Linked DNA regions of Homo sapiens: regions 1 and 3 are each linked to region 2. A link is a loop called in an ENCODE intact Hi-C map of the cell type or tissue named here. Cell type or tissue: mammary epithelial cell. All regions are shown on one strand.

The links. Hi-C counts contacts between places; a loop is a spot of excess contacts. Peaks named below come from ENCODE experiments on the same cell type or tissue, not always from the same donor. Only the 100,000 strongest peaks of a DNase experiment are listed, where the experiment ranks them.
Region 1: it touches region 2 in a loop (17-fold over the local background); 3 of 110 quality-filtered maps call a loop at or near these places.
Region 3: it touches region 2 in a loop (13-fold over the local background); 14 of 110 quality-filtered maps call a loop at or near these places.

What each region holds. Positions count from the first base shown.
Region 1 is chr2:65,915,158-65,923,157 of GRCh38, forward strand. The region is part of intron 1 of LINC02934 (long intergenic non-protein coding RNA 2934); the gene reads left to right. Among named protein-coding and RNA genes, the nearest start is that of LINC02934, 130 kb to the left of the region's middle. In mammary epithelial cell, a CTCF peak has its summit at 3,937; no DNase peak of the experiment used is centred here.
Region 2 is chr2:66,572,374-66,580,373 of GRCh38, forward strand. MEIS1 (Meis homeobox 1) reads left to right here. Exons shown (of 13, transcript NM_002398.3): 13 at 1-1,496. LINC01798 (long intergenic non-protein coding RNA 1798) reads left to right here and starts at 1,657. Exons shown (of 6, transcript NR_110156.1): 1 at 1,657-1,792. RefSeq lists enhancers at 1-496, 2,891-3,346, 5,861-7,470. In mammary epithelial cell, a CTCF peak has its summit at 3,121 (motif pointing left); a DNase peak (open chromatin) is centred at 3,118; H3K4me3 peaks cover 2,638 bases; H3K27me3 peaks cover 2,926 bases.
Region 3 is chr2:67,211,857-67,219,856 of GRCh38, forward strand. The region is part of intron 1 of LINC01828 (long intergenic non-protein coding RNA 1828); the gene reads left to right. LINC01829 (long intergenic non-protein coding RNA 1829) reads right to left here and starts at 3,463. Exons shown (of 8, transcript NR_038844.1): 1 at 3,372-3,463. LOC101927661 (a long non-coding RNA gene) reads left to right here and starts at 1,552. Exons shown (of 4, transcript NR_110568.1): 1 at 1,552-1,639. In mammary epithelial cell, a CTCF peak has its summit at 3,587 (motif pointing left); no DNase peak of the experiment used is centred here.

The DNA of each region.
Region 1 (8,000 bases), 660 kb before region 2:
TAGTGGTTATATTTATATGTGGTTATAATTGTAACACTTTCATGATCATAGGTGTATTTTCATTGCCTTGAAAATAAAGATGCAGCTCAGACATGGTGGCATTTCACATACATGTGTACATAGTTGTATGGTTGGCCATCTCCTTTTCCATCTCTCGTCCAGGAAATAACCTTCTTCGTAATTTAACCAGCCTGTTTTTCCCTACAGGGCAAAACCTAAGAAAAGAACAACTGCAGTGTTCTGAGAGTTGCCTCTGAACCCGAGCTAGTAGAATGTTCACAGAAAAGCAATGTCTGGGAATTTGAATGAGTTAAACTATGAGATCATGTTTTGAAGGCATGTGTCATACTATTTTCAGGACAGTGCTGAAAACCAAAGTGCCAGCTACTTGTGGCTATTAAAATGGCAAGGCTGCCTCTTGTCAAAAATGTATTCAGTAAGTTAACCCTGATATTATGCTAATATTGGAACAACTGCATTCTAGTTATCAAAAATACTCCCTCCCCAGAATCTCAGCTATATGATATGTTTTACCTTTGCCTTGCTATGGTGAGCTGCATTTCGTGACAGCAGAGTGCTAATTATGTTAGCTACCTTTTATACATATATATGATATCTATATTATATATCATATATTTATACATAAGATATCTTATATGTATGCATATATAATATATAACACATTATATAATATATAATGTGTGTGTGTGTGTATGTGTGTCACAGACAGCAAAATCTTTCTTTTGCTGGGCACGGTGGCTCATGCCTGTAATCCCAGCACTTTGGGGGGCCGAGGCGGGCGGATCACCTGAGGTCAGGAGTTCGAGACCAGCCTGACCAACATGGAGAAACCCAGTCTCTACGAGAAATACAAAATTAGCTGGGCGTGGTGACACATGCCTGTAATCCCAGCTACTTGGGAGGCTGAGGCAGGAGAATCGCTTAAACCCGGGAGGCGGAGGTTGCGGTGAGCCAAGATCAAGCCATTGCACTCCAGCCTGGGCAACAACAGCAAAACTCTATCTCAAAAAAAAAAAAAAAATCTTTCTTTTATGCTTTCCTTGGACCAAGGGGAAAGTCACATATTTTGGCAATAGGAACATTTGATTAATAGGCACTTGATCATTATTGATATGAATAAAACACCAATACTAATGAAGTCCATAAGAAGCACCTGTACAATTGTCATTAAGGTTTTTCCTAACAGAGGCATTGTGCAATACCTTCTCATCAAAAATTGCTATTATAGCTCTGTGTTTAGCATGTGCCTGAATATCAGTCCTAGGGTGCATTTATTTCCTACCATCAACACAGTGTCCTGTCTCCAATGTGCTACAGAGGGGTGTAGTTTGGCTGTCTTGGTTTCCATTCCCAATACTTCTTCCCATTGTTCTTCTCTACTCTAGAGGCTACAGAGGTAAATTTTCATCTTTTTTTGCCAATAATGAATGGCCATCCATTTGCCACAGTTCTAGCAGGGGAAGGAAAGAACCCCGGGCCCAAGAAAGCAGCAAGGGAGGGCAAACAAAACAGTAGCAGGAACCACCTAACTGCACTCCTTGTTATATGAAATAATAAATTGACATTTGTGGAAGTCAGCTTAGTTGGTTTTTTGTTATCTATAGCTGCAGCATTTCTAATGGAGGAAAGAGGCTCTATGAATCTGAAGAATCTATGAAGCACTAAATGTTAAATAAGTGGCCTCAATAGAAATCCTGATTTAATACAAACTCCTTTCTCATCTAGAGAAGCCTTGTTATTGATGATGAAGGGCTTGGCAAACTGTGGCCCCTAGGCCAATCCAGCCTTCTGCCTGTTTTTGTAAATAAAGTTTTATTGGCACGCAGCCATGCTCATTTGTTGACATGTAGCTACTTGTGCCCTACAATAGCAGAGTTGAGTAGTTGGGACAGAAGTTGTGAGACACCCTATGACCTATCTAAATGACCTGTCTAAATGACCTGTCCAAAGACATTTGAACTTTGTGCTTAGTGAGAGCAGTTCCTTCTGGCCTTTAATAAATAGCAAAGCTCTTCAGTAAAACCTTTTAAGGCATACCTTTGTTGCAGCGAGGAAGCTCTGGCAGGATGTGCATAAAAATTAGACTTTTGGTTTTCACCAGAGACAAGGATGCAACCTGTCTGGAGGGCTTGTGGGTGTGGGTGTGGGTATGGGAATGTACAGCGTCAGAGCCAGGAGCTGGCGGGCCTGTCCTCAGCCAGCCTTCTCTCCAATATCAGATTCCTACAAAGTGGATTCTAATCGGATGCTTGTGTCTCATTCTCCTTTAAGCAGATACCAGCTATACTCACTTGGAAAAATATATCCCAGTGTTAGAAAAATCTGTTCCAAAAACATCCAGTCTTTCACAGCCCTACAGGGCTGCTTCTGTTTGTGTGTTATCAGAGTACTTGGTTGCCTACCCTTGAGGGCATTTTTTTTTTTTTTTGGCGTTTAATGAAGAAAGGGAGAAAATCTCTCAAAACAACTGACAACTCCAAAAATTACGTATTCATGAAAACTGATGAAAATAAAGTCAGCATAGTTCTTACCAGTCTTCGCATTCTATCACCTTTCTCCACTTCAGGCCTTAGTTCATCATCTATCGTTAGTGAAATACTCATTCTCATTTTATTTGTATTTCAGTGCAGGCAGTAACCAATGCATTACTCTGTCTCCACTTCCCCAAATATGCATTTATGTTTTTGTTTTGGTAAGAGAAACAAAAAGGGCCAAAGTTGTCATAGGTTTTGATATAAGTCTACACCTTATTTTGCTTTTTTCTATCTCTTATCTTATAGACGGGGAGGTAGAAATCCAGTAAAAGTAAAAGAGCAGACTAGGAGAGAAGACAGCAATAGCAATACAAAGATGAATTTGATCCAGGTAGTGTTGGGAGTTAATCAATTTAGAGTTTCAGTCTATTCATGGTTTTGGTTTTTGCTTTAGAGAAAAATAAAAATCCTAAGCTCCCACAGAACATCTGGAAAATGAAACTTCTGCCTGTCATAATAAAACTAGCTGGAGATGTAAGCAAGCCTCCACACTCTGGAAAATACTTAGCCAAGTGAGACCTTGAGTCATTCCCGGCCTCTGAAATGAAAAGGATCAGATTATGTGAATGTTACCCTGAAGCTTGGAATATAAATTTGGTGGAACATCAGTCTCCTAAATTCAGGAATCTGGATTCAAGTTCCATGTGCGATTCTATGACATCCATTGACATGTTAATATACTGATCCTGAAAACCGATGCCCTGCGAGATGAACTAGATACTGAATTTGCAACATGCCTCCTATAGAGGAAGAGATTATTTTTATGATGTGCCTAAGACATTACCAGAAACTCAAGTCTGTGATGGAGGCAGTGAGATTGGAGGGCCCTGTGAAAGGGCACAAAGAGAAGGAGCTATGGAATCTACTGGGCAGGTATGGATACTGCAAGTGAGCTGAGTTCTCTGCCTGAAAAGAGGTGCTTTTCCAATCAGAAGTGGAGATATTCTGTCTTGGTGGAGCATTTATACTGCATCATACCCCTGACCCCAACATATGCCTGCCTCTCCAAGGGCTAGAGGCAGCGGCCCAAGCAATCATCGCTTACAAATGAGAAAAGAGAGACTCAGAGAGGGCAAGAGAGCAGTGAGGGACACCAGAACGAGGACTTGAACCTTAGTCTTCTGAGGGCAATCCTTCCTCTCTTTCTGCTATGTAAACTGCCTCTGATGAGGGAGAAATGAACCACTGGTGTAACCTCCCGGACCTTAACCTACAAAGAAACCAGATAGGCTTACAGGCAAACACCAGTTGAAGTTCACAAATAGTTTATTAGGTTAACCTTGACCCTCCAGTTTACAAGTTTGTGAAGCTTGGAACAGGAAGGGTAGGTGAGAGCTCAGGATGTTTAGATCAAAGCATTGCAATTCCTTGGCTCTGCCACAGAATGTCACCTTTACATCATGTACTTCTCGGCATGTCAGCATTTCCTAGGAGCAGAAAAAGAAGAGTTTTCTTAAAGGAGCTAGTTTCAAAACAGAATTATCTCAACTGGTGCTTGAATAAAGCACTTCTCAAGCTATAGAAATCGTTGGCATTGAAAAAATCCCCTTTCTTCTCTTCTGCCATTTTCCCCCTGGTTTATTATTTGCAGTGTTTAAAGGATTTGTATGCCAACTTTTCTCTATTCCTTCTTTAGTACAAGGTTTTATAAATTACACCTTTCTCCTTTAAAAAGATCTGAACCTTTGTATTTAAATTGTATTTAACCTACAGCCTAAACGATTCAAGTTTAGAGACTCTTAAGTACTTAATTCTAAGGATCCTATTTCATAGAAGGCTCTTTCAGAAAAGAAAGTATAAACATCAGCTATGTGAAGGGTTTAGGTGAAATGAATTTCCACAGACTGAAAATGGAAGACTTACATTGTGGGGAAGAGATGGTTTGTGAGGAGAAGCCAGCTGGAACTGGAGAGTAAGAGAGCATGAAAAGGATAGGACAGGAGGGCCCCTGATGGGAAGGATAGGGCAAATATACCGGTTCACCGCAGGGACAGAGGGAACCGTCAATCACCCAGCCATTCAAACCCCAAGGGTTTTTGAGGTTTGACATAAACAAACACTCCTTTAGTCACCATCTTTCTGGCAACGTGATTGTGCTGCCTTTTGAAGGAGGACTCAAAGAGTCATCAAGTCATGAGGTTTTATTGACCTCAGAGGCACTGGGAGGGGCTGCTGGAGGCATCTTGGGCCTTTGGCTGCCTGGATAAGGTGGCCTAGTCTTTGCTCCTTTTCTTCTATTTTTATTTCACTCTGCGGTGTTGGTTAGGAGGACACAGAACCTAGAGGCAATGTTTGGAAGTGCAGAGTATGGTGCAGGAGTCATTTCCTGACAAACACTCAAGTTTGTCATTTCTCCATTCTTCCTATTTGAAGCACACCTCACCCAACTGCTGCTCAGATTAAGAAGATCCCGCAGCATCCCCATGGCCTTTCATTGCTCCTGGAATTCTTGCTCCTTTTGGGTGTGCTTTGTTCGTTTCATAATTGGACTCTTAATTCAGCAATAGCTCTGGCCAATAGCTATTAATTATCACTTTGCTTGGTCTTCCCATGGCAATTATTAATTAAACTTCCTAGAGAGTCATAAAGACTCTCTAGGAAATTAAAGACTGTAATAATATTTTAGGAAGCAGTGTCCCATGATGTTGGAGGTCTACATTCTGTTCCAAAGGCAGAGCAGAGTTTGTTTGTTTAATTCACAAACATTTACTGAGTCCCCTCTAGGTAGAAGGCCCCATTCCAGGTTCCAGGCATACACTGCAGATGGCTCCTACTCTAGGGAGGAACTGAAGGTCATGGTGTGGAGTGTTTTTTGATCCAACTCTTAATTCCTATTGATTCTCCTTTCTCAACTTATGCCATTCCATTGAGAATCAGGTCCAACTTTCCCTTCTACTTTTATTACCCACTGTTCCCTCCCACAACCTTAAGGAGCACTCAGGTTAATTGCTCCTTTTCTGAGTTCCTATGGTAACTTTGTATAAACCTCTATTATAGAACTAATATTTTTATCATCATTAAAAAAACCTCAGTTGCTTCTCCCACTCTCAGTAAATTTTGCCAGGGTGAAAATTGCGTCCTCTTCAGCTGTGTACTGGATATCACCTAGCCTAGGGCTTAGCTGTTGGTGTTTAGTAAATATTGAAGTTTTGCAATTTCAACTTAAGATCAGCCTCAGAGTGCGGGCTCAGTTCTAAGAAAAACTTTAGAGTGGGAGCGGGGAGAACAAAGAGCAAAGTGGGCAAGGCCACGGAGCTGGCCTTCCATGGAGGTCAAGGTTCTGCTCAATCCAGCCCCTTAAGTAGCGCTGGCCCACCCCACTGCACGCTACAAGGAGCACAACCATTTCTGCTCAATCCACATGGTGTTTCCAGCTTCAACTTAGACTCTGCCCCTTTCTGTGCTCCTTGATCTCATCTTCTCTAGATACTTCTAATCCCTTAGCTTCAAGCTCCAGCTTCAAGGCTTTCTTTCTCTCTAAATTGCTTGGGCATGATTTTCTGGCTCTGACCCATAGCACTCCCCCTTGGACCTGATGTGGCACTTTACCCTCTGCTCTGGCATCTCAGGGCCAAGGTCTTGCCTGTCACAAAGCCCCTACTGACTCATACCCCAGAGTAGCTGGCTGACCCTGTGATAGGATTTTAGGGAAAAGCCACAATGAGCCAATCAGTACTCCATGTCCAAATTTCCTCCCTTAACATATAGCTTTCACAATAGCTCCCAGAAATATTTTCTGCTTTTATTCAAAATGCAAAGGCCCATGGATGGAGTCATTTAAGTCTCTAGCATGTATAGTATGTGCAAAAGAATTGGAAAGAAATTTTTTTGGGAGGAAGATAGATCTTGTGGCTGGTGGGATTCAGTTTTGGAGAAAGGCTCTACTGCAGTGCAGATAAAAGCTGGAAAGACGAGTGCCACCCATACTGCAGAAGGGGTAGACTCTGGGGGGTATCTGTTGTTTTTGCCACCCAATATCCATTCACCTTTCTTCTGGTAAAGGTAATCTGATTCTTCTCTTTGGAACCACTGTTCCAACAACTTCAGCCTATAAAGTTTGAGTGGTGTTGAGTCAACCACTGACTTTGGAAGGGCACATATGAGTCAGGTTGGCCAGTAATACATCCTATCCCTGGCCACTGAGATGGTTCAGGGAGCGTCAAGCCTAAGACTTTCATTCAAACTTACAAGGAAAATAACTGTCCCTTTTCTCCTGTGCTTGCAGTTGTGAGAGTTTCAGCCTGGAGAGGACCACCCTGCTGGAAGGGTGTCCTGGGAATGAAGTCCACGTAGGTGAGAACACACACCAGGGATATGTAGCTGGATGGACTCAGCAGCCCTTGGGGAATAAAGCCAGGTGTGCTTTCTATATTTCTACTAAGATCATTTTTTCTATTTTTTTTTCTACTCCAGTTTCAGTTGCTATTTTTTCTGTCATTTTGCAACCAAAGCTGCCCTGACTAACATAGCACTAGGGGAAGCATCTCTGGGTTTGATCGAGGTCAGAAGGCGTGAGCTTAAACCACACCTGTGTCACTCACCAGCCGTGTACTTAGCTTCCCAGAGTCTTGGTTTCCTTATCTGTAGAACTCAGTGAATAGTGTCTATACTGCAGTGTTTTAGTCAACATTCTTGGTAGTAAGCAGCTGAAATGACTCTGGTTAACTTAAGCAGAAAAGTGCTTCATTGGAGGCGTATCAGGTAATTCACAGAACTGAGGAGAAGGCTGGAACCAGGCTTGCAAAATGGGCAGAGACCAAGAGGAGCTGAGCAGCCAGAACCTCAGCTAAAATGCAGCTAGGACCTGCATTTTACCTCTCCATGCACCCCCAAAGATACACATGGCTCATAGGTCATTCCTCTTGGTGTTACTTGCTCCTTATTCAAAGCTTGCCTGGGGCTGCATATCCTGTTGGTCAGAAGGTAGAGAGTTCCTTTTTTGTTGTTGTTGAAGCAGAGTCTCACTCTGTTGCCCAGGTTGGAATACCTGGTGCAATCATGGCTCACTGTAGCCTGTGCTTCCTGGGCATAAGCAATCCTCCCACCTCAGCCTCCCAAGTAGCTGGAATTAGAGGTGCATACCACCATGCCTGGATAATTTTTGTAGAGATGGGGTTTCACTGTGTTGCCCAGGCTGGTCTTAAACCCCTGGACTCAAGCGACCTGCCAGCCTTGGCCTCCTAAAGTGTTGGGATTACAGGACAGGAGAGAGCCACTGTGCCCAGCCAAGTTTCTTTACAAGGCTTGGGTATTGAGCAACCTGGCATAATGACAAAAGTTCATGACAAATAGCTGCTACGAGAATTATAGGAAGTCACGGCTGTAAAAGCCTGCCGTACTGTTTTATCAAGGCTAGTTCCTCTTTCCTTTCCTCACATTTCTGATCAGGGCTGACCCTACTGATCTTTGTCTTCAGAGAACCAACTCTGCCAAAGCCCCAGATCT
Region 2 (8,000 bases):
GTGTGTATTTTTTCATAGTCCCACCTTGGAGCATTTATGTAGACATTGTAAATAAATTTTGTGCAAAAAGGACTGGAAAAATGAACTGTATTATTGCAATTTTTTTTTGTAAAAGTAGCAGTTTGGTATGAGTTGGCATGCATACAAGATTTACTAAGTGGGATAAGCTAATTATACTTTTTGTTGTGGATAAACAAATGCTTGTTGATAGCCTTTTTCTATCAAGAAACCAAGGAGCTAATTATTAATAACAATCATTGCACACTGAGTCTTAGCGTTTCTGATGGAAACAGTTTGGATTGTATAATAACGCCAAGCCCAGTTGTAGTCGTTTGAGTGCAGTAATGAAATCTGAATCTAAAATAAAAACAAGATTATTTTTGTCATGCTGACTCCACTGCTTGAAAAATTTGTTTACTGCCCCCCAGATTTTTAAAGATTAATACAGTAAATATAAAAATTAATTTTGGCTCCCTAAGCCATATATGTATTTGACAATTTTAACCGCAAAGTAAGTTGTTTAATAATAACCACTGATTTCTTTAAGCTGACTTAATGAACTCCTAATATCAGCAAATTTGAGGCCTAAAGGCACTAAACTAACTCTAGACTCAGAATTACATCCAACAGAATTACTCATCTAATATCAGTGAAATTATTCTTGCACATAAAGGCAAACCTAAGTACAAAGTTAAGTCTTTTACTAAAGGATGTTACCTAGGATGAGCAGTATATGTTTATTAGGAAATTAACTACATGAATTGAAGAGACCAGACTTCAAAATCTAATTTTTATAAATATGCTCTATGTTCTCATTGGATAAAACTGGTTATTAACCAATTTTCCAGAACAGCTGTACAAGATTTCTGCATGGCAGCCGGCTAAATGGTAGAAAATAATATGTTTAAGCTGGAATAGCTTATAATTTTATTTAAATAAAATTGCTGCTATAAAAAGTGCTTCCCAAAGCTAAGGAAAATATACAAATATTTTAATTAAGGCAAATTCGTTTTAAAAAATAAGCCTTTCAGTAGTGATTGCTTTGTAAACAAAGGATGGGTCGGAGGAGAGAGAGCCTTAAACTCAAGTCTGACATTCAGGCCCAAGTCACCCTATAAACCGGCCCTTAGCAATTCTATTTTCTATTCGAAAAGAGAAACCAGCTGTGGGTTGGCTTTACTAGGTGATGTGTGATTGACTGACTCACCTGCTGGAGTAGCAATGCATTCTCACCTTTTGCTGATGGGGCCTTGTTTCTAAACACGTGGATGCGCAGAGAGCAAGGCTCAGCCTACTGCAGCCATCTCTGGCAGCGCTTCTACCCCTCCCCAGCCCATAGATGGGATTGTTTAAATCTCCCTTGTTGACCTAGTGGCAATTCTTCCTCTACCTAAATAGTCGATGTGAGTGAAATCATTCTCTTTTGATAGGTGGTTGCTAGCAGTTAACAACCATTTATTTACTTTAACAATTAATAATAAACTTTATAAACTGTCTATTTGCTCCTCCTCTCCAGTACATGCCCGGGTGAGTTGGTTATTTTCAGCCTTTATTCCTGAGGAGGCTCAGGATGGGTGGGGGAGGGAAAGAAAGGGGAGGAGGTGTGGTGGGGAGAGGGAGAGAGGCGAGAGGGAGAGACAGAGAGAAAGAGAGAGGCGCTAGGGGAGGGAGGTTTACAAGTGAAGAGTAGTTAGGGAATATGGTGACTCTGAAGAATCGAGATCAGCAGTGTCCAGGAATTAGAAAAAATAAACTGCTATTTCCGTGAGTTCCCCCTCTGTGAGCCATTTAGGTGAGAGCCTCGCTCTTCGCAGTTCCTTTCTTCCCCTGCCTCGATGCCCTCCCCTCTTAATGCTATTTTAGCTTTTCCTCTTGTAAATTTCAGAGCCAGCTCGAAGGTTATTGAGGACACTTATCCGAAAGAGGCAAATAATAGAGGTGCTGAGAGTGTTTTTGATGTTTCCTAAAAGGCAAAAACAAAACGCCCTCCTCTAAACAAGGGCACAAAATTGTACCTGGTTTTTATTTTTATTTGGTGGTGGGGGGGTGGGGGGGTGGGGGGGGGGTGGAAAGGGGGCTGGCTCTGGCTGAATGAGACTACTTTTTAATATGATTTAAATTTTTTTTTCAAAAAATTAAAAATATTTTACCCTATCATATTTAATCAGCTGTAATTATAACACATTCAAAATGAATAATATGCCTTGACAGTATTTTTATTGTTATTGTTCATTGCATGATGTTCGACTGCTTTAGAAGCACAGGAAAGAGAAGTAAACGCGCTACAAATGGGGAATTACCCTCGTTTAGCATTAAAATTCATTTAGATAAAATTGCCACAAACATTTAAATGGGAAGATTAGTTCCCCCTCACGCCTTATTGCACTCGCTCAATGGTTCCGTTAAGAACATTTTACACGTTGGAAATTCCGTCTTCTCAGACGGCTTGCTGTTTCCTAGTTACCCACATTCAAAGCAAAGGCAGCAGCAAAGGCAGCCGCAGCAGCAGCAGCAGGGAAAAAAAAAAAGTTTTGGCAACTGGTCTGCAATTCATCCGCTGCTCGCCCCAGTCTCCCCTCCGCCCGCTGCAGTCTGCCCCCACCCCTTCCCCTTCCCCACCCCTACCTCTTTCCCCTCATTATGTAATTCGCAGAGTCCAGTCCTCGAGGAAACACGTTGCCTAGTTGTGTAGTATTTATATACAATGTTAAAATACAAAGAAAGACCCTAAAGTCAGTCGAGTCGGTTCCTCTCTGGGTCTCCCTCTCCCTCTCCTGTTCTAAAATGAAGATTTAGCTTGAATGTGCTGAGTTTCTCACATCCCGTACCCTGAGGCCACAAGGCACGTTTTTTGGCTTTCATTTCTGCCAGGACTTTTCCAGGAAATTCACCACTGCTTTTCGCTTGTATTAGAAACGTGTGAAAGAATTCGTCTGAAAAGTCCATGCACCGTCTAGCTTTTCTCTCCCCCCTTTTTTTCTTCTCCTTCTCCTCCTCCTCCTTCTCTCTCTCTGTCTCTCTCTCTCTCTCCGCCCCCCACTCTCGCACTCCCCCATCCTCCTCTCTCCCCCTCCCTTCGCAGAGCCACAGGAAAAGAGGAAAGTCGGCTTCGACTGCCATCTTTTGGGGATTTCGAAAAACGACTCGGTAGGAAACGGAGGGAGGCGGAGGCGCGGGAGTGGGGGAAACCCCCTTATTATCCAGTGTCGGAACTGGCTCCCTTAATCTGATGCTTAAATATTTGATGTGGAAAAATTACCCATAAAATTAGTTACTAACAATTTCAAATTGAAATCACTTATCGAATTATAAACGCATTAAAGCTGTATGGATGGTATTAGGAGTTCCTCGGGAGGCAGCGGGTGTCTCCTTGAAGTGAGCCAGGCGGGCGAGTTTCGCCCCGGGGAAAAGAGCCCCCAGCCGAGCCCGGGGGCAAGGCCGGGAGGGCGGCGCTGCAACCTGGGCGCAGGGTCCGGGTCAGGGGGATCGAGCGGGCGGCCGGGTCCTGGTGGAGGCTGCGGCTGCTTCGGCTCGCGGGGGCGGGGAGAAGGGGAGGGGAAGGAGCCTTGGTGGGAGGCTCCGACCCCGGAGCAGAGGCGCCTACCAGCAAACTTCGTAGTGAAGTCGAAGGATTCTGAAAAGGAAAAACGCAAGCCCTGCCCTCCCCCTCCCTCTCGCGTCTCCCACGCGGCGTGCAGACTTCGCGCTCGACTTTGCGATCGGGGTTAGTTGCTGTGTGCAGTGTCCCCCAAGTCTGCGGGAGGAGCGGAAGGGTATAGGCTCCAGTCCTGGGGTTGGGCCCGGCTCCGTGCCCCGAGAGGAAATCCAGCGGGCAACTGCGCAGAGCTCCAGCCAGGACGTGCTACCCCTGAGTCCCTCGATGCGCTGGGTCCCGGCCTAGGCCCCAGTGCGTGGGCGGGCAGGTCTTTGCCCAGAGACCACAGCTCTGGTCGCGGGGGGTGGCGGGGGTGGGGGGGCTGCACGGGCGCCTGCCTTACCCTCCTGCCCTCACCCCCATCTGAGTCTAGTCTAAGGGACTGTTGACTTTGTCTCTGGAGATGGGGCGACCAGGGGTCTGCGAAGGAGGTTGTGGAGAGGCACCTCCTGGGTGCAGGTCCGGGCGCTCTTTCCTCGGAACCTCACGGAGTGCTTTGTAGTAGCCTGGAGACTTCCTAATAGACTTTGCCACATCGGGGGCCCCAGACTCCAGAGTCCCATAGTGGCCCTGGGAGCGCGACCCAGAGAGCCTGGGGGCTGGAGGGCACATGGAACGCGTGCACGGCCCACTAGGAGGGCGTTGGGAGGAGAGTGCCCGAGTCTGGAGCCGCAGCCGGGAAGCCGTAGACAGCACCCCGACGCCTTAGGCAGAAGCTCCTCAGGATCACTTTAAAAGCTCTGCAAACTTTCCCCAGCCTTTCGGATACCCTCAGGCCCTTGGCCCACCGGAAGGCAGTAAAAACGTAACTTCATGCTGCAAAGCTCCCGGGTAGGCGCTTGGACGCCGATGGAGAGAGGCGTGGAACTGGGTAGTGGGGCGCCCTGCCTGGCTGGGCACTTTTCCTTGTCTCATTCTCGTCTCCCATGCCATGCCTTACCCACTGGCTGCTAGCGGCGCGTTTCACTTAAGGTGGCCACGGTGCGGAGACTACAGGAGCCTGGGAATCCCAGGGTTTGGGGAAAAAGTAGTGAGCGAGAAAGGTGGGGTCGGGGACCTGAGGAAGACAGCTGATGGCTGGGAGAGGGAGGGCTCCCTTTTCGGCCCGCTCTACCCGCCAAGGAGTCTGAAACATTCTCTCCCTAGGCGGAGCTGAAAGGAAAAACAAACAACGTATTGAGCAATCAGTTCGCCAACATTTGAGCTTTAAAGCGCCTTTGCTCTGAAAATAGTACCCTGGGGGTCTCAGTGGGGAGATGGGGGAAGCATTTTTAGGGCCTTGATTCTGGCTTGCCGCGCCCCACGGGTCACCCCTCCGCGCGCTGCCTCCTGACATCCCGGCGCTCTCAGCCCACTGAGGGGAAACCCGGGCGGTGCAGCCCTGGAGAAAAGGGATTTAGTTTTAAGCCAGTCTCCCATCGATCGGGTCGGTAATTTCTACCCCTGCCCACTCGCAGACACACTCACCTCTACCCTAAAGCATTAAGGTCATTACGCGAGCAATGATCTTAATTTCCAGGCGGAAAACGAGTCCCGGGACCTCGCCGATTGGGGAAGCAGTGAATAAAGTCACCTGCTTCAGGCACCCGCTTGGCCCGCTCCTCCCGGTGGGGGCCGTGTGTGGCAGGGAGCGCCGAGCGGGGGTCCCTAGCTCCACGCCGAGGCGGACCGGGCAGGGGTCAGAAACCCTGTGTCTGTTTTCTGCGGGGTGACGACCTCCTGTAAGGGTGGGATTGCTTTTGCTTGCTTTCCTTCTCCCCTCCCTCTGCCTTTCTTCCTAGGCCTCCCTCACATCTCAGTACTCTTTCTTCCTCCTCCCCTCCCCCAAAGTGGCAAGTTCCCCTTCTCCACCTAGTGTCCAGAGGTTCTGCCCCTCTCCTAGTCCCCCGCTGCCTCAGGGCCGTCGCAGAAGTCTGGTAGCCCGACGCCTTTTTGCGCCCATCTACCTCGCCCACCTTTCTGGGCATGGGTGGGGTGGGGAATGTTCAGTGAGGCCCTTTTGAAGCCGCTTGCTGAGGGCACCCTGAGGCTTTAAAGAACCAGATTTCTCGATTTAGGGACGATCTCTGCGCCCATTGATAACTCCATCCCAAAGAAACCCAGCACAGCAGCAAACACCCCCAGCAGTCGCCTGCTCCTCAGCCCCCGCCTTGGCACAGAGCAGCGTCTGGCACTGCGGGGAGATGGAGGCGAGCCACGCGCACCCGTTCCCTTACTGGCCGACCCGCGAGGCGCCAGCTTGTTCTGGAGACTCAGTTTCCACTGGACAAAAGCAGGGGAAACACAACGCAAGGGCTGTGCAAATCCACGTTCCCGACGCCCCTCCACCCCATCCCAATCTGATTTTTGAGACGTGCATTTTCAGGTAGTCCTAAACTGTGAACAGCGAGCTTTGTGTGTTATCTAGTGGGGGTGGGGATGAAAGGGGAGGAGACTCCCACTGCCCGTTCCAGTCTTTAATGTTTGAAATAACGAAATGCCTTGTGTAGCAGCTGCTGCTTGAGCCAAAACTAACTCTTTGGAAGACGGAAAAGAGTGAAAGGCAAAGAAAGACTGTTCATTTTTTTTCTTTTGGTGCCGTTTGGGATGTCATCTGTTTCCTTGGCGACTGTGTTCAGCCCCCGGAGCCCCTGGGCTCCTGGATTGTTAGGGGGGAAAAGCATGCTATTTCTGCACCGTCATTTATCACTGTCACCGCATAATGATTCCCCTTGCAGCCCCTTATTGATGTTTGTAATTGCATTATCTCATAAAGGAGGATGATCAATGAAACCGAGCCGTGCATTCTGGGGTCAGAGGAAGCCAAAGTACTGTTTGTCCCCTTTAATACAACAAGTACTCATTATCTTTAGGTCTGCATTCAAAAAATGATCTGATCTAGGGCTGACCCTGTCGGACATCCCAACACTTTCTAAAACGCGGTTTGTGTAACCTTTTGCTTAAATGCTAAATCAAGTACCTGTCTTGCATTTCAACGAAACAAGATGCTAAAACTGAATGAAAAAAAAGCATTTCTTTTTTTTTTTTCCCCCTGGGAGGGGTGCGATCGTCTGAAGGTGCATGAGATTTTACACTGTAACTGCTTGGTAATATAATACAGAAAAGGCAATCCCAATCCACATGAGTCCTAATAAATAGAAAAAAAATTGGGGATGAGGGGAAAAAGGCAGGTAGCTGGGAGCTTTTAACAAGGTCGGTACTAAAAGATCAGAATAAAACCACATCCAGTTTAATTAATAATAGCTATAAACTGAAATAATTCCCCATGATTCTGCCCTTGCTTCTCCTTTTTACAGAGTCATATCTCTTCAGTTTAGAGAAATGACTTTTGTGGCTGTTCGATTCTCACAACAACAATAACTAAATCAGTTGCACACTGTTATCTAAAACCATCTACAAACTCCAGCAAATAAAAAGAAGTTCATTTGTCTATTAAGGCAAGCATTTAGTTGAGCAGAAATATCCCAGTAACACTGAATAGAGTTCGTGTAATCCTATGGAAATCAAGTCATCTTGTTGCACTGAAGTAAATGAAAAAATACAAAGGAGAAAAGGTCCAAGTGTAATTGTAATTTTAAACTAAATGCATTATTGGACTGTCACAGTGAAAACGTGATTGTTCGGCTGCGGGGGGGGGGGCGGGGGGCGGCGAGTGGACATAAACTTAGCTCACATTTAACTTAAAGGTTTCAGAAAGGAAATATGTATTCCATATTTGGTGATCATTTGTGGAAAGAGGAGAAATTGAAACAATTCTAACCCATCATTTTAGTATACTAGGGGGAATCATTCCTTCAAAAGCAGAATTAAGCAAAAAGCTTATTTTAAACATTGCAAGTCTGTATTAGCAGAAAAAAAAAGTTTCAAATTTTCTGAAAATGTATGTCCTCTCTATGTTAATAAGATGTTGACAGAGAGAAAGAGAGAGAGAGAGAGAAACTAAGTTCAGGTGTTTTATTTTTTAAGTTCTAGATACTTCTAAATTAACGATATAAATTAATGTTTTACATAAAAAGATCTAAATGAAAAGTTTTCATTATAGTTGAGAAAATGAGTACTTAGAGTGTGCTCTGATAATTTGACACATTGACATAAAACCTTAAATTGAATAATAAAACAAACGGCTAAAATATTCCCCCTTGGAAAAATAACTTTAATAATAAAGCTAGAAAAGTTTTAACTGTGTTGAACCATCACTTTTTTCTCTGGAAGGCAGATTATCCTAAAGAGTATTATTTTCCAGAAATTCTGTCAAGGCACTTTGAAATAATATATGTTTGTATTATTTAATATTCTGACACTTCCGTTCTTTGAAAATGCTCAGACTGGAATGGATACGTAGCCA
Region 3 (8,000 bases), 640 kb after region 2:
ATATGTTTTGATACTGTATATGTAATATATATTGTAAGAATGAAAAAGTATAATTTTTGTTTTTTATATATCATTTATAATTTTCTTGTTCCTGATGTCCATTTTTCCCTGAGTTGTTGCTCATGATAATCATGTTCCTATATTTTGTATTTGATGATGTTATTTGGTGATTAGCATGTCCTTCTGGTTCATCCATTTAGCCTATAAATTGCAAGTAGTGCTGCTTCAGTTGCACGCTGTCTTCTCCCTTGGCCTTCACTTTGGCCTCTGAAAACCCTTAAATATAACTAATTTATTAAAGAAACAACTGGCCTCTCCTGTATTTAATATTTAAGGGGATAGAGATTTAACTTCAGGGCACAAAAACTACACAAAATACTTAGCTAGGTTGTTATTATTTAAATGTTTCAATGAAATTTAATTTGTAATTTAGGACTTTTCCAATCTTTCCTACATTTTATAATATATTTAACCTAAGCAGCTAAAATCTGAGCATGAGAAAGAATCATTCATAAATACAGATGGTACAATGAAGAGCTCCACTGAACACTGCTGAAGCTCGTGAAGTTGAAAGCAGAGTGGCTGATTAGCCATACACATATTTTTACTAATCACAGAGCAAGCATATTTTGTTACTGCATAATCAGATGCCTTAGGTATATCAAATATACTTTTTCCACATGACCAAAGTAAGAATTTGCAAGAAAAGCAATCACCATTCAATTACATGCCTGTGATTATAAAATACTAAAACAAGTCAAATTTCTTTTTCTAATATCAAATTTGAACTTAACCATATTTTCCTAAGAGCAATTTTCTAGCATTGAAAACCACGACTAACCTTTTGTCAGAAAAAGTGTTTGAGGATATTCCTGATACTGTTAAAGCTTTTTCTTATATGTTCTGGGCATGTTCTCTCTTCCTGAAATATTTTGATAACTTATAGAAGTTGAATCTATATTTAAGAATAGTCACTGCCCTCCTGTAAATTCAAGAAACTCACGAGGGGACCTAGATTTTAAAAATCGTTTGTGCTTTTGAAATCTTAGTGAAACTAAGCGTTTTCAATCCATAAAAATTTTAACTAACACATAAAATTCATTCAAATCTCTTAAAACCTTAAAAATGATAGACTTCTATTTTGCCCATACAAAAGAAAGCAATAGTGAAATTTTAACTGATAAATATTAAGATGCTTTCTTCTTTAAGGATTGTAGTTTCAAATGTTTTTACACTAAAAACCAACTGACAGATCTTTTATGAATATTTGGAAAATCATCCTTCGCTTTTTTGCAGCCCAGAAAAGAAGCAAAAAGAATCATAATATGCATTTTATGTGGTGATATAAAAGAGTCCCATGGTAAGAGCAGACGGAAAATGGTATAGTTATTATTAATTTAGAAAAACAAAAGAGCAGCCCAGCATTTCAGTAATGTGGCAAGTTGTGTGCTCTTGAAGGAGAGAGGGTTTTATAATTGGATTTTAGAGTAATTTAGAAGACGAGATAAGATGTAATGGTTGAGTATTAGAGGTTAGAACTACAAGAGAAACCCATAATGTAAGGGTTCACTGCACTGGGGGACAACAGAACAAAGAGAAGCAGCGCCAACCGAAAACGGCCCCAGTGAGAAGCAACAAGGTGAGGCTTGCGATGGGGGTTCCCAGAGGGTGTCAGCAGGGACGCAGGCTCAGCCCCTGCAGCATACCGTAAGGAGCACAGGCTTTTCTCAGAATGCTTTTTCTTTAGTGACCTGTCACTGTCCCACCTCTCCTCCTCCCTACCTGCGAGTTCAGCTTGGCATTTCTTTCTTCCCTGCAGCCCAGCAGTCAGACCTGAGCATCTGCCATCCAGGCTTCCACCCTCAGCAGGCTGTCCTGGGGCTCCATCCAGGCTCCCCTGACACCACCCACACACCCACAGGTCCCCCCACATACACCCCCACACATACACACCCCACACACATAAACACCCACAGACACACACACACACACATACCCACATATACACACACCCCACAAACATAAACACCCACAGATACACACATACACACCCACATACACACACCCCACATACATACACACACTCCCTACACACTCCACTCACATACACACCCACATAAACACATACTTCCCCCATACACACACACAGCCACACACACATCATACACACACTCCCCCTACACACACATACACACCCACAGTCACATCCACACTTTCCCCACACACATACACATACCCCACACACATACACACCCACATATACACTCCATACACATACACACCCACCAACATACATACACACCACACACACATATACCCCCACATACATACACACACTCCCCACACATACCCGACTTACATACACACCCACATATACTTCTCCCATACACACATATACACACCCACATACACCCCTCCACACACACGTATAACTCCCCACACATACATACCCACATAAACACATACATATACATACTTCCCCAACACATATATGCACACCACACACACACCCCTCCACATGCACATACTCCCCCCACACCCATACACATCCAAAACCCCACACACATACACATCCAAATACACCCACACCCACATACACCTTACATACATACACACACTTCCCACACACACCCCACACACATACCCACATATACACACACCCACAGACACACACACCCACATCCACACACCCCACACACATACGCACATACATCCCCCCACACGTACCCACATACTTCCCCCCGACACATACACACCCACACACCCCACATACATACCCACATATACACACCCACATACACCCCCCCAAAACACAAACCCCACACACACATACCCCACACATATACCCACATACAGACACACATACTCATACATGCACTTACTCTCCTCACACACATATTCACCGTAAACACATACATACCCACACACCCATACACACATTTCCCCCACATATACACAACCCCATACACACACACTCCCTACCCACACACACATCCACACACCCACATTCCCCCACACACACCCATACACACACTCCCCACCACCCCACACACACATATTCACCCCCACACACACACTCCCCACCACCCCACACACATATTCACCCACACACGCTTCTAACACACCTACACACACGCTTTCCACACATATACACAGCACACTCACACCCATATCCCTCCACACACACATGCATACCACCCTACACAGAGAACCAGGGCCTAACCTCTCTATCTCTCTTCTATCCCCGCAAGGCTCAGCCTGTGCCCACTGGGAGACAGAGAAAAGAATCTGAAGAAGAGTAAAATCTGCCTCTACCCACCCCACCCCCAATTTTCATTCCAAGCCTTAGGCAGATAAATGTACTTTTCCACCTGTTCATTGGGGTCCCTGTCCAGATAATCCATCGCACAGGCTCCAGCTCTCAGGTGAAGGCCTCAGGTGAGAGGCTCTTTTTAGATTTAAGAATCCAAGCCTGGAGGGGAAACCCTGTTTCTAGAAAGGGAGAGCTGTGTTGCTGACGGGCGGTGGGAAGAGATGGGAACCTATGGGGTTGAATTCCTGCCCAGTCATCGGCGCTTGGCTACCCCCTGCTGGGCGGGAAGCTCTTGGCCTCAGACTCACACATTATGCTCAGGGTCAAGTCTATTCCCAAGGCTTGGGACAGAATCCACTTACTTCCTGTCAAATTGTTATCACACGTTCCCAACGTGAAGCTGGAGTGTGAAGTTACCTTCCAATCCCCAAGAGGTGTTTGTTAAAGAGTTTTTTTCCTCTGAGCCCTTTGTATGCCAGTTTAAGCAGAACAAATCTATTTATTTTTTGTGAGGATCAGTTTATTAAAAGCATGCACATAACTCAAATCGTATAGTAAAATGATGTTAGGCTTTGTTGAGCATGAAAAGTGTGCTCGCTCAAACCCCATTTCCAACCTTCCGTGCGTCATTTTCCCCTGAAGCAGAACATAGGTTATGTTAACAGGACCTCAGCCCAAAGGCCTAAAATCAGCTTAGCTCCCAGGCTTTCTCCAGCCATCTCTTCCCACAACCCACTCTTTCCACCTCTCAGGAAAACCCCAGCTACATGATGTAGAAAACTGGCAAATATAAGCGGACGGGGAACCGATTTTTAACCAGATCAAGTTTTCAAATATAGATTAACACGTTTTAATTGTCCTATAAACTATTATTCTTAAAGTCACTCTTAACAAAACCCAGACTTGGAGGAAGTTCTCTGCCATAACTGTAATGTGTATACACTATTAAGATAGTTATGAAACCTCAGACACATTTGGAAGACGTGGCTTAATAGTGCCTTTAATACAAAATAAAGTAAAATGTAAATAAAAAGGGATTAGTTGTTATAAGCTGTGACACAGCTGCAGCGACAGAAACTGAAGAAACATGTAAACAGAGAGTGCTTTTAGTCACTCAGTGACCCAAATGTCTTTTTCAGACTCTCACAATTCTAATTCTGACACACTCGTTCATTTCATTTATTTTGCAAACCAAGCAGAAATGAAACGGACCTTCAGATTAAGTAAACAGGGGCTTTACATATAGCCACTAAGCTGCCAGATAGACAACTTTTGGTTTACATGGAGTGTAAGGGTAAAGAAACAATGTCAAAACTGCATCCCTTCTTGCATTTATTGGCATGAAGTGAAAATCCAAATATATTCACCAACAAATTAATAAAGGGTGAACAGGCTGCTAACCTTGCATGGTGCGTTAAAGTGTCAGAGCACTTGAACTGCACATCATAGCACAGCCTCAGAAATAAACAAACATTTCTCTCTGTCAGAATGGGGTAAATAAATTAGGATTTGGCTAAATCTCTGGTTGTTTTGCTCCCATGTTGTGGCCTAGAATAAGCCCTACACTATTTCCAGCTGAAGTTGACTCTACTTGATACCTTAAGCAAATGAGAGAAAAGACAAGGGTGACAGTGTAGGAAGGAACTGACTTGAGATTTTCCTTTCTTATTAGTTAACAGAGTTGTCAGTGAGTGAGAATGCAGGATACAAATTAATGCTTTTTCAAAAGCCTTCACTCTAATCCTATTTTTTCCTTAATGATCCCTTTGTCAATTACTGTTGTCTGGGTGTAGCCTTATAATAGTCATGTTCAGATTGTTTACCAAGGTTGGGTGAAATGGCAGGATGAGGGTGGGGGGAGGGAGGAACAAAGAGATAAGCCTATCCCTGATAAGCCTAGGAAGCTCTTAACTGAATTCAAGTAACCCTGCCCCCTCCCTCAATGGGAGAAGCATGCCAGCCTTCCCACCAAGTTCTTCCAGATGATACTCAGTACTTTAATCTCTATGCCTGCTCAGCAAATTGAGTGATTTCTCTTCTCTAACTCTTGCTATCTGGTGACTCCAACCCCTTTTTTCTTTGAGCCATTTCCTTTTTCCGTTTTTCTTGAAAAGTTTTCTTAAATCCATACACATTAAACTAATAAAGAAAAATGGAATATAAATGCTATGGTTTGAATGCCCCCTCCAAAACTCATTTTGAGATTTAATTGCCATTGTAATAGTATGAAGAGGTGGGCCTTTAAGAAGTGATTAGGCCATGATGGCACTGCCTTCATGAAGGGGTTAATGCTGCTATCACAGGTCTGGGTTAGTTATTGCAGGAGTGGATTTCTGATTTAAAAAAAAAAAAAAAAGATGAGTTCAGCCAACTTCCCTCTCTGTCTCACATACACTCACAATATGATGCCATCTGCCTTAGGATGACCCTTCCCAGAAGCTGGTGTCATGTTCTTGGACTTCCCAGCCTCCAGAACCATGAGCCAAATAAGTTTCTTTTCTTCATAAATTACCCAGTCTGTGGTGTTCTGTTATAACAGCAGACACAGACTAAGACAACAAGCAAAAGTTAAATAGCAAAGTGATGATGGAAGATGAAGGACTCTGAAGAAGAGAAAAATCAATGGGATGACAGAACATTTAGGCAGCTTCAATAACAAGATGAAATGTGAATAATAGAAAACATTATTTGAGTGATTATTATGTATCAGACACCATTCCAAATATTTTTATGTTTATTATATCCTTTCATCCTCTTTATCACCCTATGAGATGACATTATTATCTCTACTTTAGAGGCAAAAATGTATTGAGGCCTGGAAAAGTTAGAATTCAATAGCTTATCAGTGGTACAGCTAAGATTTGACTTTTGACCAGGGACTTGTAAAACTATGCTATGCTAATAGAATAGGAAAATGGGTTAAGAAAAACAACAACAAAAACAAGCCAAACAACATTGCAAGCCAGCCTTTTTAACTGGGTGGGTTTCATTGTTATTCAACTGTGGAGTCACATTTGCAAACATTCTTAACCAGAAGAAACCGTGACTGCTCCATATCCCAAAGAATTCAGTATTACATAGTCCAGTATACATATTCATGGTCTCAAAAAATCCTGAGCTGCATATTAAAAGGTCCACGAGAGGCAAGTGAATTCAAATAACATAGGAAAGAAGCACATGCAGATGCAAAAGAACTATCCAAGTAAAAAGTCTGAACTTCTGTCATGTGATGTTTATACTCAAAATGGCCTAGATGAGAGGTAAAGGGTGGTTACATAATCAAGTGCCTACAACAGTAGCACTTTTAACAATTTTGGGGCCTGCAGCAAGAAATGAAGGCCCACATATTTTATGTTTTTATGTTTAAAAATATATATAGTCAAGCTAAAAAATGGTTAAAGTAAAATTCTATCCTCCTATGTAAATTAACAACTGAAAAGGACAATTTTTAACTTAAAATTCTTGGACTACTTCGAATGCTGTGTTAAAATATGGTAACGTGGAGTGAGTTGGTTTGTGTGTGGCCTCTGATCCCAAACCAAGTCAATCCCATGATCCCCATTTCTCTTCTGCCCTCTGGATGTATTCTGTAACTCAAACACCTCACTCATCTAACCTGTGCCCACAAGGCCTCCACTCCAAGTACCCCCTTGGCCACCACTCAAGTCTAGAAGAGTGCACACTGGCATCACAGTCTGTCTTCAGGAGAGACCCAGGGAGAACCATGTAAGCTTGGCATCCTCTGCTCAGGGACTTCCAGGAGCCTGGGTACCTGGAGCAGGATATAATGCTTTGACGCTTAAAGTGTAGTCCACAGCACCAGGGGTCTGTTAAAACTTCAGACTCTCAGACCCACGCTGGACCTACCCACTGAATTAGAATCTACACTTTGGCAGGATCCTCAGGTGTTTCATATAAGCACATTAAAGTTTGGGACGCACTGGGCCAAAAGGGATGGTGGCTGCTTGACAGGCAAGTCCACTTGTCCCCAAGAACTCCTCACCCTGTAGAGACAGCCATGGCTGGGTAAGGGCCAGGATGGAAACAACTAAAGAGTAGCACTAGGACAGGATCCCTTCTAGCTCAGGTTGGAAACTCAACAACAGATTTAATTACATTCAGGAGGGCAGTAGACCTAGTGTAAAAACATATGCTGACCCATGATGGGGACGTCAAGGGTGGCAGCCCTGCCTAACGGAGGCAGCCAGTGCCCAACTATAGCTTACTGTGGCCTGAGGCTATACTATGCTAGCTATGGGGTGAGGTCAAATCATAGACAGGTGGAATTAATATACCAGCCTGGTAGTTCTCATGGTGGGTGGGAAAAAAATGGGTATCAGAATCTGCTGAAAAGGTGTTAGAAAATATTCATGTCCCTGCCTCCACCCCTGAGAAAGTATCTAAAATTTTGGTTGAGGAAGAAAAACATACATTTTTATTTTTAAAAATCCCCAGATCATTTTGATTCATCCTCCCTAACCCCTGCCTCCACCCTTGCCATGTTAAAAATTATTCTGGACAACAGAACACAGTTAGCTGTTTCCATTGATTGTCACTGCTTAAGGCCCGGGGTTGTGCTTGGATGAGGCTGCTGACTTGCTTAATCCTTTCTCAGTCATTCTCTTATCACAAGTACACACATGAACAAAGGTTCACTCTCCATCTCTACATGCTAAGTGGAGCCAAA